Regions from separate parts of the Homo sapiens genome. Here all the other regions are linked to region 3. Evidence: chromatin loops called from intact Hi-C (ENCODE). Cell type or tissue: dorsolateral prefrontal cortex. All regions are shown on one strand.

Evidence for each region. Peaks named below come from ENCODE experiments on the same cell type or tissue, not always from the same donor. Only the 100,000 strongest peaks of a DNase experiment are listed, where the experiment ranks them.
Region 1: it touches region 3 in a loop (2.4-fold over the local background); 4 of 110 quality-filtered maps call a loop at or near these places.
Region 2: it touches region 3 in a loop (5-fold over the local background); 6 of 110 quality-filtered maps call a loop at or near these places.

What each region holds. Positions count from the first base shown.
Region 1 is chr2:2,082,610-2,087,609 of GRCh38, forward strand. The region is part of intron 3 of MYT1L (myelin transcription factor 1 like); the gene reads right to left. Among named protein-coding and RNA genes, the nearest start is that of MYT1L-AS1, 230 kb to the right of the region's middle. In dorsolateral prefrontal cortex, a CTCF peak has its summit at 2,396; no DNase peak of the experiment used is centred here.
Region 2 is chr2:2,012,108-2,017,107 of GRCh38, forward strand. All of the region lies in intron 4 of MYT1L (myelin transcription factor 1 like), which reads right to left. Among named protein-coding and RNA genes, the nearest start is that of PXDN, 270 kb to the left of the region's middle. In dorsolateral prefrontal cortex, a CTCF peak has its summit at 2,497; DNase peaks (open chromatin) are centred at 667 and 2,514; H3K4me3 peaks cover 1,184 bases; H3K27ac peaks cover 5,000 bases.
Region 3 is chr2:1,907,715-1,912,714 of GRCh38, forward strand. MYT1L (myelin transcription factor 1 like) reads right to left here. Exons shown (of 25, transcript NM_001303052.2): 12 at 4,306-4,396; 13 at 2,526-2,633. Among named protein-coding and RNA genes, the nearest start is that of PXDN, 170 kb to the left of the region's middle. In dorsolateral prefrontal cortex, CTCF peaks have their summits at 3,047 (motif pointing right) and 3,252; DNase peaks (open chromatin) are centred at 387, 3,077 and 3,309; H3K27ac peaks cover 4,624 bases.

The sequences.
Region 1 (5,000 bases), 170 kb after region 3:
GAACTAAAAAATCAATAGCCATGTTAGTGAGGGGACAGAGTTCCAGGAGTAATGCACTGGAATTTTATCATAATGCTGTTCACATAGCATAGCTTCTTACTGGGGATATATATAAACCCTTCGGAAAACAAGGCAACCTCTTTGAAATTTCCCAAGTTGTAAAGGGAAGACTATTGCATGATTAGGAATAAAACCAGTGGCTTTCAGATATGCTGGTCAGCACAAACACCATAGCCCACCTCCCTAAGCAATCTCCTCATCGCCCAAGACCTCATGCCTGACTAGAACAGAAGAACATCAGGCAGATGCTGGCATCTTGTAAGCCAACCCTGCTCTCTCCTCCCAATCAAGATGCATCTCAAGGGGCCTGAAAGGAGTGGAAGGGATACTGTGATTCCTCAGCATGGGCTCTGAAAAGTGAGTCACCATGAGAACCCAGAGACCGGTGCACACAAGCTGTGAGCTTGCACACACCTAGAAAGCTGCCAATGTCACTGCTAGGGATGATGTGGAAGGTGTCTTCACTGGTTTTAAATGCAATGCACTCTAAGCCAGTTGGAATACTTTTGCTTTGAAGAAATACCTGCCCTTCCTAAGTGCTGCGGCTTTTCTCAACCCTTTACGCCTGTGCTCACTTGTAGATGCAAATCCCCCACTCAGCTCTTGCCCTGGGTAGCAATCAGGTGGTTCATGAGTGGTGCCAACCAGTTACATTTCCTGATATGCAATACAGCTGGCAGCAGGATGGCCTGCACATGCGCAGGAATGGCCCCAATGAGCAGAGATCCCACAGCCCGCTGTCACAGCTGTCTTCACCTTTTTCCAGGTGGGACCAACACAGGCCTGCAGGGCCCAGGAGCTCATCTACCACACAGTCTGAAGTGACTGAATTAATCAGGTCACAGTGGCCAAAAGCCTATCCACTGCCACTGCAAGCCACCTTTCCTGCAAGGCGATTCACTCTATAGGAAACCGGTTTAACCAGAATCTGGAATCGTACAATTTTTCAGACCAGCAACAAGGAAGAGGACTGAGAAATCTGACACTTTGGAGAGGAGCAGGACTGATTAGAACAGAAAAAAGAATCAGCACTGGGGCCAGGGATGTGGGCAGGAAACCGGGGGAATAAAAGAGCTTAGAGGGGAGGGAGACCACTCCATCAGTAAGCCCATGTGCTGATGACTTCCTATACTCATTTTAGTATAGACTGAGAGGGCTAACAAGGAAAGGAAAGTTCAGTTCTTAGAGGGGAGGGAGACCACTCCATCAGTAAGCCCATGTGCTGATGACTTTCTATACTCATTTTAGTGTAGACCGAGAAGGCTACTAAGGAACAGAAAATTCAGTTCTTAGAGGGAGGGAGACCACTCCATCAGTAAGCCCATGTGCTGATGCCTTCCTATATTCATTTTAGTATAGACTGAGAGGGCTAACAAGGAATGGAAAGTTCAGTTCTTAGAAGGGAGGGAGACCACTCCATCAGTAAGCCCATGTGCTGATGACTTCCTATACTCATTTTAGTATAGACTGAGAGGGCTACTAAGGAACGGAAAGTTCAGTTCTTAGAGGGGAGGGAGACCACTCCATCAGTAAGCCCATGTGCTGATGACTTCCCATACTCATTTTAGTATAGACTGAGAGGGCTAATAAGGAATGGAAAGTTCAGTTCTTGTCCTAAAGAAGGGAGCAGGCAGCTCTTCCAGAGTTCCTGCTTACCCCATCTCCTGGTCATGCCTCTCTTCGGTGTAACCGGATGACTGCCTTGTGTGTGAAAAACAGGATACATCAACAAGTGATGGGATGTCCCTCCCATGATCAGGTTAGAAAACACTGAGAGCTCCCCTGCAGGTCCTCACCCCACTGCCCCTTGTGTTTGCTTTGACTGGCCCTGGGCTAGGAGTGGAGAGGGCTCCTCAGCCAGCAGCCAGCAAGGGGCAGCACCTCCATCCACAGCCTCAGAGAAACCGAGTCCTGGCAACAGTCGCTGCAGAAACCAGGAGGCAATCGGCCTGCTGGAACCCCGAGAGAACTGAGGTCCCAAGTGACCATGGGCTGCAGCCTGTGAGAGACCCTATGAGGGAGGATCCAGCCCAGCCAGGCCTGAATCCCAAACCTACAGACACTGTGAGATACTAAATGAGTTATTTTAGGCAACTAAGTACTGGTATAATTTGTTACACAGACATAGATGATGAATACAAGGATTTAATTGGGAAAGGAATGAATTAGCAAAACAATCATCTACAGTATAACCTGGTGTAAACGTTGGAGGAGGAAACACTGGTTATTATCTGACAGATGTGCACTCAGCGCAGCCATGTGACAAAGCCCATCAGAGGCAACCAGGCCAAGGCTGCATCCCCTGGCCAGCCCTCCTCACCCTCCAATTCTCTAAGCAGCTCTGCCCACCCTGTGGTCATCAGACTTTGTGGTCAGGAAGCTTCTCTGACCATGCATTCTCCTTTCACCTCTGCCCTCTCATGGTGAAACTCTGCAGGCCCTCCTATCTGCACAGTTTCTTTTCTCCATCAGCTGTCTCCACCTTCTCCAAGAGCGCATTTTTAAATGATGGCACTGGAGCTGTCTGCATGCCTCTTGGCTTTCTGATTATTCTGCACATGTGCTCAGGCAAGCCCCCTGAACTCAGCTCTGGCTGTGTGACTCCCCTGCCCCAAATCCTCTAGAGACCCCCACTGTCTAAGCAGTTGAGTACACCTGTCCCTATTTGGCACAAATATTTCCATCTTGTGTGTGTTCACAGGCACGTTCCTGGGAATTTGCCTTCATGCTTCTCTGTCTCTCCAACTCTTGTTCAACTCGTAAGACTTGCTTCAAATGCACCCTTCTACATTAAGTCTATGCTGCTCCCTTTCCCACCCCCAGAATAGTTTCTCCTTCTTTGGATTCTTATCAACCTGTGGGATACCTCCCAAAGGCTTGTCATGCTCTGCCATTTGTCACGGTTGTTTATGTTCCTGTTCTTCAGCCCTATACATTTCTCAAAGTCCCAAGCAGAATGAGTCTTATTCATAATAGTATCCCCAGTGCTTCATTCATTGCCTGGAACATAATGAGCACTCAATAATGTTGGCAAAATTGAATTTGATCCACACAGTCCTACTGTTTTATGCCCTAGCTGGAGCCCAGATCGTAAGATGCTGAAGCAGCTTGGCTTCCACATGGGGTGCTGGAATCGACCCACACGCACCTCTCTCTGAGACACCGCGCTCTCAGGCCCCTCTGTCCCCACTCGGTTTCCTGATCCACAGACTCCCTCCTTTTCATGAAGAATGCGTTTGGGTGTTCCCTTTTCTCCCAGCCCCTCCATAGGTGGGCTTGACCCAGGGAGAAGGGAATGGAATCTCAACCTACCGCTAGTATTTCTTATAAAAATTCTGTAAACAATGGTTATTGTTTCTGTTGGATCTCATTCTGATTTCGAAGAAAAATGAAGGACTACATCACTGTGATCTCACTTCTTAGGGTCTTCCTGCTTATAACATGCCTCTGTCTTGATAAAGAAGACTGAAATTAAGGGAACAGTGAGTATGGAGGGCCAGACCTCACAGTTTACTCTTTAGTAAGGCAACATGCTGTTAGGAAGAGATGCGCTAAATAATCTAGATAATATAGCACCAAAGATCAACATTGTGTCAACGGAGCACTCCATCAAAGTATGGGGCCGTTAAACCAATCTGCATAATAAGGAATATGCATTTAAACTGAAATTATTTGTATAATTACATTACTTTAAACATTATTTTTAATACTATTCATTTTATACTTGTACATAGTAGTTATGGAAGGCGGTGGTGAAACACTAAAGCCAACAGTTGAAAAATAGGCAGTTAATCTCGGAACAGAAAAAAGCCTGCAGCTTGCCATCATACCCATTTGTTCTACCATTTTAATTTGTACTCACTTTGTAATGAATAAAACCTGAGACATTTCACACATAGAATCACTCTGCAATCCTGACAACCTCCATGCCTTATCACCCCCTTAGCTGAAGGTCCCTGGCTTCTGCCTGCCCTGCTGTTGGTTCTGAGGCTAGCAAAGGAGCCCCGGTGACCGAACCCCAGGCCTCCGCTCTCTTAGCTGCTCTCTGCTGATTGGATCTCACACAAAGGGCTTGTTTACGTAGTTTCTTGGAACTTCCCCTTAGGAAGATTCTCTCCTTATTTGTTAGACACCTTTGGCTTCTTCTTTTTCCTCCTGAAGTTCTTATTCAGCTGGTGTCCCACACCTGCGCCACTGCTCCTGCCTCACAGCTCCGGGGATGCCTGCCCCTCAGATGCCCCCTGCCAACCTCATGCAGGCCACAGCATTCTCAAAGCAAAATCAATTTATTATGCTGAAAAAGAAGCCAAACAGCATTGTCTTAGGAGAAAATATCCCTGACTTCCCAAGCTCCAATGCCCTCTGAGTTGAAGGATGAATTATGTCAGCCCAGGCTGACCCCACTGTCCCCTGCAACCAGGATTCCACACGTAACTCCCCGTGACACCACGGTCAGAGCCCACAGTTTATCATCCGCCTGCCGCTGCCTTCAGTTTCTCTTTCAGTCTTGGGTGCATTACGGGAGTCCCCCTGATTACAGGTAGAGGCCAGGTACTATGAGTTCTGGGTAGGCTATGCTTGTCTTCTTTTTTTAAAAAAAGGATAGGTTTGCAATGCCAAATAAGCTGAAAGCCTTCATGTGCATGTTTTACAAAACTCTTAATGCCATTAATGTTCTTCCCTTTTTCTTTGTTTGGGAAATTTCTTATCACTGGAGAAAGGCTAGGGTGCCACAGGTAATAGGCAAAGTGAAGCTTTAGGGTCAGGCTTCTGAGGTCAGCCCTGAAAGGACACCCAGGAGGGGCCCTGCAGGTTCATCTATGCTGCTGAGGGGATCACACAGCATTTGGCAAATTGGCGGGCTCCATTAATTAACAGAAACATCTCATACAGCTTCGGCAAGGTTGGCTTTTCAAAAGTATTTTAGAATCTGTTAAATA
Region 2 (5,000 bases), 100 kb after region 3:
ATTCATATAAAGACTGTATATGTTTACTGTAACTTTATTTGTGACAGCCAAAATGGAATCTCCTTAAATTTCCATCTACTGATGAATGGACAAAGAGAATGGGGCTGATTTATATAATAAAGTTCACTAATGTGGGATATATATGAATTCATAGATAATGAAATATATATCTGCCATAAAAAGTTATGAAGCACTGATAGATGCTACGACATAAATGAAGGTTTAACACATTATGCTAAGTGAGAGAAGTCAGTCTCACACGGCCACGTCTAATGATTCCATTTACATAACAAGTGCAGAATGGAGAAAGTTGCAGAGGCAGAAGGTAGATTAGTGGCCACTTGGGGCCAGAGTCGGGGAATGTGGGAGTGATGGGGTTTCTTTCTGAGGTGATGAAAATGTTCTAAAGTTGACTGGGTGATACTTGTTTGTATCTGTGACTATCATAGGCCCGCTTATTTGTGGTTTTCCTTTTCATGGTTTCAGATACCCAAGGTCAACAATGGTCCAAAAATATTCAACGGAAAATTCCAGAAATAAACCATGATGAATTTTCCATTGTGTGCTCGTGATGAAATCTCCCGCCCTCCAGTTCCATCTGGCTGGGACATGAATCATTCCTTTGTCCAGTGCGTCCGTCCACACCGCACACCCTACCCACCCGTCAGTCACTTGGAAGCCATCTCAGTCATGAGAGCCACCGCTGTGGTACCGCAGTGTTGTATGCAGGGTGCCTCATTGCACTTCAGGGTGGCCCCAGGTGATAGAGCACCGAGGCCGGCTTGTTGTTTATCATCGCTCCATGTCATTAGTTATTATTGTTAACCTCTTCCTGGGCCAGAGTTGTAAATTAAACTTTACCGCAAATATGTGTGTATGTGAAAAAACATAGTATATGGAGTTTTGGCACTATCCATGGTTTCAGGTGCCCACGGGGGGTCTTGGAATGTATCCCACAGATACAGGAGAACACGCGATTCTAGAACCCACTGAAGTGTACACTTCCAATGGGTGCATTTTATGGCATGTGAATTATATCTCAAAGTTGTTGATATATTCATGCGATGTCTCAAGGAACACTCAGGAAACACAAATGAAGCAACTGAAGCCTCCTGAGCTACTCACTCCTGCCTCAACTTCCCACGGGCCCAGCGGTCACTTCTTCCCTGGACTCAGGGGCCAGGCTTCCCTCGAATGACGCATGGGAACCCCCTTTGTGCCCTTCAGCTCCAGGCCAAGATCCTCACCCATCAGCAATGGTGTCTGTGGGGCCTCTGACACCTGCCCATCCAGCCACTGGGCTCTGCCTCTTCACAGCCTCACCTGGTGAGCCAGGACCTGAAGCCTAGAACCTGAAACATTAACCCAAACTCATTGCCCGTGTGGCCCACTGGAGCCTGGAACCGGAGGCTCATGGTCACCGTGAGGGCACAAGGGCTCAGATGCATGTTGCCATGCTCAGAATTCCGCTTCTGGCTATAACCTCGGCTGTTGATCAGGGAGTGTCTGCAGAGCCAGGCTTCAGATCATGTGCTGCTCTGCAGATCGGGGACATGCTGGAGGCATGCTGCCACCAACTCCATCTCGCTGGGCTGAAGTACTCAGAAATGAGGGGCAATTCTCACCAGAAAGGGGAGAGCCCTGCTGGCCCAGGTGGGCTCCAAGAAGGGGGACTGAATTCTGCTAACACAAAGCACCCATGTGGGTTCTGCAGTGCCATTCATGCATTCACATGCTGCTGCACGGAGGCCTGCGTCCGCACCCGGGCAGTTTGGTTTAAGGTCATAGGTGGAGTCCTTCCCACATAAACTTTTTAAGGCACAGGGATGGTGAAGAAGTGTTTGCTCCATGCATCACAGGATTTGATCTTGCTGGAACTCCATTCATATGACCAGAAATGTGGATGCCCATGCCTTTTCCTATGCAGCCAATTTGCCTAGTAAATAACAACTAACTGCTAAGGAAGAACCAGATCAAGAGTAGATTGCCTCCTTGCACCTTTTAAATGAAATAAAACTTTGAGAGCAAGTAAAGTGCATCTCATTATTATTTCATTTTTTTTCCTGCAGTGGGATATGCAGGAATCCTGTTTTTTTTTTTTTTCCTGAGCAGTCAGAGAGAGTTCCACTGCCTCTATCTAGTGGCAAATTGGGGATTTAATGCCTTAATAACCAGCCCTTGTCCTTGTGAACCGCCTTTTGTGGGCGGTCTCCAAGTTCCTTCCAAACAGTGACTTAATTAATGCCCACAGCAGCCCTGTGCTCCAGCAAACGTGATAATCCGCCCTTCACTGCTGACAGCCCTGGGAAGGCCGGTCATCCTGGGAGAGAACTGTGCAGGGCAGAGCTCAGCAGCAGCAGACCAGAGTCAAAGGAGTGGGTGGAAGGTCGTGTCTGCATGGAAGGTGAGGAGGTGTTTATCCTCCTTCCTCTGCAGCAGGGAGCACAGGCGTCTGCTTGCTGGCAGCTTCTCAGGAGCTCCAGCATCTGTGTCTGGGCATCCCGGATGGGCACCCTGCCTGACTCTGATTCATAATCTGAGTGCTCAGCCCAGAGCCCAGAGCTCACAGAAGCAAAGAAATGAATGCAGATAAGATGTATTTAGGCCAAGAATGGCCAGCAAGGCAGGCAATGAGTGCCAATGCTGGGGCGAGCAAGAGGACTAGATCCCAGGAGCTGAAGTGGAGCAGGCAGGTTTCCGGGGAAGAAGATTCACTGGAGTTCCCCTTAAGAGGGGTGCTATCAGCCCCATGAGAAGCAGAAGCTAGAGAGTGTGCCAGAAAGAAAGGCTTTGGTGAGTCAGGATACAAGGCTTTTGAACTCCGAATTAAGATATTTGGACTTTTTTTTCTCTTCTTACCTACAAAGGGCTATTGGATTTCTTGGAGTGACACAGCGTTAAAATCAAAATTGTGTTTTAGGGTGATCTTTTCGGCCCTAATTCAAAATGCAAATTTTCTAGCTGGGCTGGCACTTGTATCCATAGATACCAGGTGTCCTGGTGTGGGATGAATCATAAGCTCGACCACGCGGGTTTTACAAAGGGATGCATGGCCTCAAGAGCACTGCAATGCTGAAGAGAATGGGTGCAAGGGCAGGGCCTTTAAGCACACGGCCTCCGAGGAGTCTCTGTTTCTGGGGACTTAATTTGGGCTCCACGATAATGATGGAAAGGAGACAGTGCAGGCGCAGCATGCAGGATGTTCACCAGCAGCGTCCTTATCACACTTGATCCTCACAAAAAGGCCACGTTCTTGCATGGTTGTTGCCACCGTGCTCTAAAGATAAGGAAGCCATGGCTATGGGAGGCCAGGCAGCTCCTCCCGCAGCTGGACCACCTGGAAGGCTACCTCACCTCCATGCCTGCACCTTCTGGGCTGTGAAACAGGATCCTAAAAGGGCTATCTTTGGGCCTTCCAAGCAAAACACACATCAGGGCACCTCATTAAGTAGCAAGTGTGCAAGGCATTATATGAATTACAAAGTTCTCTGCAAACTCAAGAGACTCATAGCTGCTCTGGCTTTGCAGCTGTTTTAGAGATAGGGAAAACCACATGAGGAAACAAAGGTGGAAGGAGAAGCCTGTGAGGCAAGGGAAGGAGGGGGCGGGAGGAACTTCCCACCAGCACACCGGCTGTCCACTCTGCCCCGGGTTCCAGGACAGGTTCTGTCTCATATTTCACTTGTTCATTTCCTTCAACAATCCTGTGAAGTGGCAGCCCTTTGTCTATCTTGCAGATGTTGTGTAACCCATACAAAGTGAGATTCCGGCAAGCATTCCAACTGGGGTCCCTCCAGGAATATGGGTGGGACTCCCAGGTCAGGAGGCTCGCTGCAATCATGGTACAGCAGAACAAAGGAAAGCTTCACAAAAAGTTAATGAGGGAGGGGCTGGAACCTAAAAGGACACACACCATCCACTGTTTTCTTTAATAAAATGTCAACTTAGGAAGGAAGATTTGCATTCATCTTGGGTCAGCTAAAGCCTTGTAAGGATTCACTCATCAATTAGGTGCTAGGAGCTTTGTCCACATCCACTGTTTGGGTGCAGGGGACAACGCTGTGGTGAAACCATACAAAGCCACTGCTCTCTGGAGCTTAGATGCCCAGGCAGGGATGGCAAACAAATGCACAGACACGTGATATGCCAGGGGAGAGAGGCATTCAGACACCAGAACACAGAGCAAGAAGATGGAGAGGGTCAGGAAGTGGCTGTTTCAGGAAGACTGGCCGGGAAGCTGTCTGAAAACTTGGATGCCTGAGCAGAGAAATTCCTCCTCCTGCCTATTAAGCCACCAAAGCAAAGCCCTTTGGAATTTAAGATGGGGAAGCACACGAAACCCTAGCTCAAGAGTTCTCACAGCCGCCATGGCACTGTTCACTTTTCTAAATGCTGCCAAGCCAGACAATTCCTCAGAGGTCCAGGATTCTGTAGAAATAACCAGGAATCCAACACCCTTCTCTGTCACAGCACTCAGTGGCTGCTGATGCATGAGGTAGCTTCTGTGGGAACTGGGGAAACATATGTGAAAGAAGAACTCCAAAGACAATAAAAGACAAAAATAATATTTAGAATCAAGAGGGAGAAAGAAGCTGGCATGCTGGATAAGAAAAGCAAAACATATATAAATACATATGTATGCACATGCATCTGTAATCATCTAGATCACGTGAAGACACGAAACCACATAGGAGCTACCAGTACATGCATCTAAGTGTCTGAATTTCCTGCCAATCTGGGCAACGGCATTCTGAAATCCATCAGCCAGAGCACAGCTAATTAAAGCAGACCCACATTTTCTTAGCATGAATTTCACCACACAGATGGCAATTTAAAAGCATCTACCTGCTTAAATTACAATGTAAAGGAGGAGATATTAAAATCTTGCTAATAATTGAGTCCAAAGGCCTATCGACAGCTGTGCTGCCTCCCCTGAAAGACAGCCAGGTGGGGAGGCAGGCTGGGTCTCCTGGGGCTTCACACAGAGCCATCATTACAGG
Region 3 (5,000 bases):
GTAACTAGTTAAATGACTGTAGGTTTAACTTCATTCTCTTTTCTTCCTTCCTGTCTCTTCCTTTTCCACTGAAAGAGCACCCCTACATGGAGACCCTGTGGGGAATACAGACATGCTGGGACAGGGACTTGTCCTCCAGCTGTCACACCCAGCATGCCAGGTAAGCCCCATGGAGGCGGAAAGCCCGCAGGAGTCTCACGCAGGGCCAGTGCAGGGCCCAGCACCCAGCGCCTCCCTGAACAACCAGGAATGGCTGTGGTTGGTCAGTGTGCATTGCTGGGCTGGCCCGAGACCTCGCACTGCAGTGAGACTAGCGTCTCTTTCTTCTTGTTAAAAGCCCTGTCCTGGCCTGGTTCCCATTCCAGCCAGAGGCACAGAGGAGAACGGCTGCAGCTGCACAGTAGTTACTCCCAGCCTCTGCTCGGTTGGCATTTGGTGGGGTTTTCTTTGCACCAATCCAGAAACAGGGATGCTGCATATGAAGCCACAGGAGCAGCACAGAAGGCTTCAGGCCGGAACATCGGAGTGGAGGCTGTGTTTGAACAAAGTGGTATTCACAATTACATGCATGCCTGGTCTCCAGCTGCCATGAGCTTCTCCCTGAAATCCCCACTCTGTGCTGGCCCCCGAGAGCAGGGCAGCCTGTAGGTGGGCAGTCGTAGGTGGTCAGTGCAGCCCCCGGGAGCAGGGAAGCCCAAAGGTGGGCAGTTGTAGGTGGGCAGAGCAGTCCCCGGGAGCAGGGCAGCCCGAAGGTGGGCAGTGCAGTCACCTGGTGACTCCAAGAAAGGCCAGATACTAGAGTTCTTCCAGCTTCTTGGGGGTCTGGCCAAAGTAGGCTGAAGAAAATTCATAAAAGCCCTCAGCAACAAATTTCTCCCTACCAACTTTCAAATTCTCCTTTGACCAATAACGATTCCTTGCTGGATTACGCAGCCCCGCGGGTTGGTCTGTTTTATTGGGTGGGGGTGGTTTTCATGTTGCCAATAATTAGCTGTGGGCTGATGGGGAGAGGGAGGGTGGCCTATGAGTTGTTCAGTGTTTGGTCTTGCCATATGGAAGGTGGGTGCATTTCCCTGAAAGGGTGGCTTCCTGAGATGGGTGCTCTGGGGGCACTTCAGGCCAGGACCCCAAATGCAGAAAACTCTAGATGTAGCTGTGCCACAATTTATTGAGGAGTTATCTCTTGATAGTAGGGTCATAGATGGCTTTGTTTTCTTATTTTTGCTTAAATAAATATTTATAATTTTCTGTAAAGATTTTAACTTTTCTATTCAGGGAGGAAGGGAGTTTAATTACTACGTTAGAAGCTTCTTGGGATGTTATGAAATAATACTCAAGAACAAAAAGGATATTCATATTGTTTGCCCAGTGATTTGCTCCAAGAGATTTATCCTAAATAAATAATTTACTTTTTTATTTTTTTGAGACAGGTTCTTGCTCTGTCATCTAGGCTAGAGTATGGTGGTGCAATCACACAGCTCACAGCAGCCTTGACCTCCTGGGCTCAAATCAATCCTCCCACCTCAGCCTTCTGAGTAGCCAAAGAAATAACAGAAGCAAAGTGCTGTATATATGAAAGAAATGTGTATTATTGCCCTCTCTTTAATAGTAAAAGCAGGAAACAGCCTGAATGCCTCAAAGCTAGAACCTAGTTTTGGCACTGAGGGGTACATCTGAACAGTAGAATATACGTAGCTGTGAAGATGACAATTAAGATGATTACATAGAGACAAGGACGCGTGTTTCTGCTGTGATGTTGTGTGAAAAGGCAGGATATGTGACAATTGTCATAGTTTTCATGTAGATGAGGATTTCAAACAACACGTAAGAATGAAAGCTGTATAGAAGGGCTGAGTGAATGGGGAGCTTATCCTCCCAAAACTTCAATAAAACAGTGGTTTCAGCCGGATGATCTGCGACATTGTAACACTGATTGACCCACTGTAACATTCGGGTCAGTCATTTAACCTCCGCACTCTGGATTTTCTCACTTGCCAAACGGAGGTGACAACACCTACTCCCACCTACACCTCAGGGCATTGGGCGTAACAGGAGGGAGCTCTGCCGGTTTTGCACGCGAGAGCTTCCACACGTGTGCACAGGGTGCTCATACCCCTGGCATCGTCAGAAACATCAGCACCAGCCTTAGTTGGTGTGAGGCCCTATCCTGCAAAATATGACAAAATTACCTTGGACATCTCAGTAATTTTCAAAGCTTCCCTTTCATCTAGCACTCAGACTCATGAAATACCAGGTCCAGAAACAAAACCAGAAATGATTTCCTCCAATTCTCTCATGTAAATTGTCACAGCGAATCCGCAGACACCAGGGGAAGAATGACACCCTTGCCCTCACACAGCCTGGCCTGGAGTGAGGGGTCCTGGCCCCGGCTTCCAGCACAGCCCCGCCCTCCAGTCCCTGCCCCTGCTGCTGTAGGGACATGCCCTGAGCGGGTGTCCCCAGCGCTCCGAGGTGTGGGGCAGACTATGGATAGAGCTCACGGATGGTGCACTCCTGCTGGGTACCTGAGCACGCGGTCCGAGGCCTGGCTGGACTTGGACACGTCGCAGCTCTGGTGCTTTTCCTGTGCCTTGGCCAGTTTCTCTGCTGCAGCGATCGGGCATCCGGAGAGGCTGCAATCACAGAAAGCGGGTTGAATGGTCCCGCCTCAAACACCTTCACAGCACACTAATCCTCCCTTAGCACCAAGACCCTGATGCAGGTGGAGCTGGTGAGGGAGGGGTAGTTTCCCAAACCTGGCACAGGCAGTCCTGATGGGTGGACTGGGAGAGGGGGAGGTAGTCATGTTTCCAGGTGCATGCTTTCTGCTGGTCTCCAGCAGAGAATGCTGGCGGCAGTGCTATGTGTGAGGTGTATTCAATCCTTCCCAATGAGAGCATCCCAGCTCCCATGCATTCGGGAGGACATAGCTGGTGAAAACTGTAGACAGATTCCATTTCTGGAGATGAAGAATTAACAGCTTGGGTAGGATGAGTTTTGAAGCCCCAGAATGGCAATGAATTGACTGTTACCAGAAGATGGAGCTCCAAGCTGATTTCCTAAATGCTATTGACTGTGGCGTCTGGGGGGCCTGTCTGACTTTAGCCCTTTGGTGTTCTCCACAAGCAGGGAAATGAAAGTGGAGAGGAAAGCAGAATGATTTCTAGGACTGCAATAAAATGTTTTGTGGAGCCAAATAGTTCAGGCTTAGTCTAGACGGAGGAGACAGCAGCTGGGCTCTTTTGTGTGCAAGCTCACTTTATGTGAAATCACCGTGTCTGCTCTGTGGGTGTCTACATACGTATCTGCTCATATGCACAGACGCTCACCCCATATATGTGTCATATCCCAAAAATACGCCTGTGCTGAGGTTTGACGGAGGCCCTGACGCTGCGGATGCTGCATCGAACAGCACACAGCACGCACCTCTCCAACCTATCGATCATTTCCTGCTTCTGCAGATTAAACACCTGAATGTCTCTGGAGGGCACAGTGGTCATTTGTTTCATTATAAATGTAACACAAAGGACCAGGTTTGCCAGTCAGACAAGCAAAAATTAGAGTGAAGCTTGTAACAGTTTCCTTCTTTTAGATACAATTTTACGTGAACTCATAAAACCATAGACTGTAAGACAAACTTTAAAAGAATCACTTTTTGGCCTCTGGGAAAAAAAAAGTTATCAGATAAGAACGCAATATTATGGGCAGCTGAGTAGTTCTTATCAAGTCTGCACAGGACAGGAAAAGAGAACTCAGATCTTTCACAAACAAAAGAGTGGTTCTGAGTCCATTGGTTAGCAGGAGTCCAGAATCTATTTCCCTGGCACCCCAGCCTCCCACAGACCACCCCCCAACCTGCTAAACATCTGCAGGTTTTCTGAAGACGTCCATACTTGTGACCTGGGGTTTCCATAGAATTCCAAGGGCAGCCAAGCCAAGCTACACACTGTACAGGCGTGCTGCATTCCAGGCCACGTCCTGTCCAATGAACACTAGGACAGCCCTGTCTTCACCTCGGAGGACAGCGAAGGCTTGGTCTCCTTCCTTCCAGCCATTGTAAATGGTCATGGTTTCCACTCCTGATACTATACCCTGCTATGATAAGGTGGGTGGGGCAACTAAAACCATCCAGTTTGCACCACAAGGGCGTGGAGTGCTTTCACTCCCGTGCATTATATGGAGGTGCCCGCACTTGGGGAGCACGGTGGGGAGCACCATATGGAGCGTGGTAGGCCCCCCAGGAAGGAGAAGGCATGGAGAGCAGCCGGTGCTCCCTCCCACACCAGTGACCCACGCGTGGCTTACCTTCGGTGGGAGTTCCTGTTGCTGTTGACATGCCCGCGCCCCGTGCAGCCCGGAGTGGGGCACTTGAGGACACTTTCATGCATGGCAAGGACTTGACAGGGAGAGGCAAAGAGAACAGCCAGTGTTAAAACAGAGGCACGGTTAGGGCACATGAAAATGCAGTCATTTAACAAAGGCCAGGTCGCTCATGATAGACAGTCCTACAAACGTTTGTGATGGGCATGGCCAGGAAAACACACATGGGAGGAGAAAGAAGGTTGACTGGACCCTACGGACCCTACACGAAAGGCCAGAGAAAGAAGGTTGACTGGACCCTACAGACCCTACATGAAAGGCCAGAGAAAGAAGGTTGACGGGACTCTATGCTAAGGGCCTCACACAGCAGAGGCGCTGGAGCCAGGAGCTGGGGAGTTCAGAGAACACAGAACTGACTCTTTCCTGATGGGCTAGGGGAGCGAGGGCCTCACAGATATTACCCATGCACAAGCATGGAGTATTGATTAGCCATAGAACAACACAGAGGCTGGGGATTTTAAAAACATGCCTGTGCTTTGGAAACACACAGCATTATGAACGTGTGGTGGGTAGATGAATACAGAACCACAAACCTTAATTTTAAATAAAATGAATTAAATAATCACTCTTCCTTTAGGAATCAAGTGCTTTATTATTCTTTAAATAGGATGAGCTAGAAG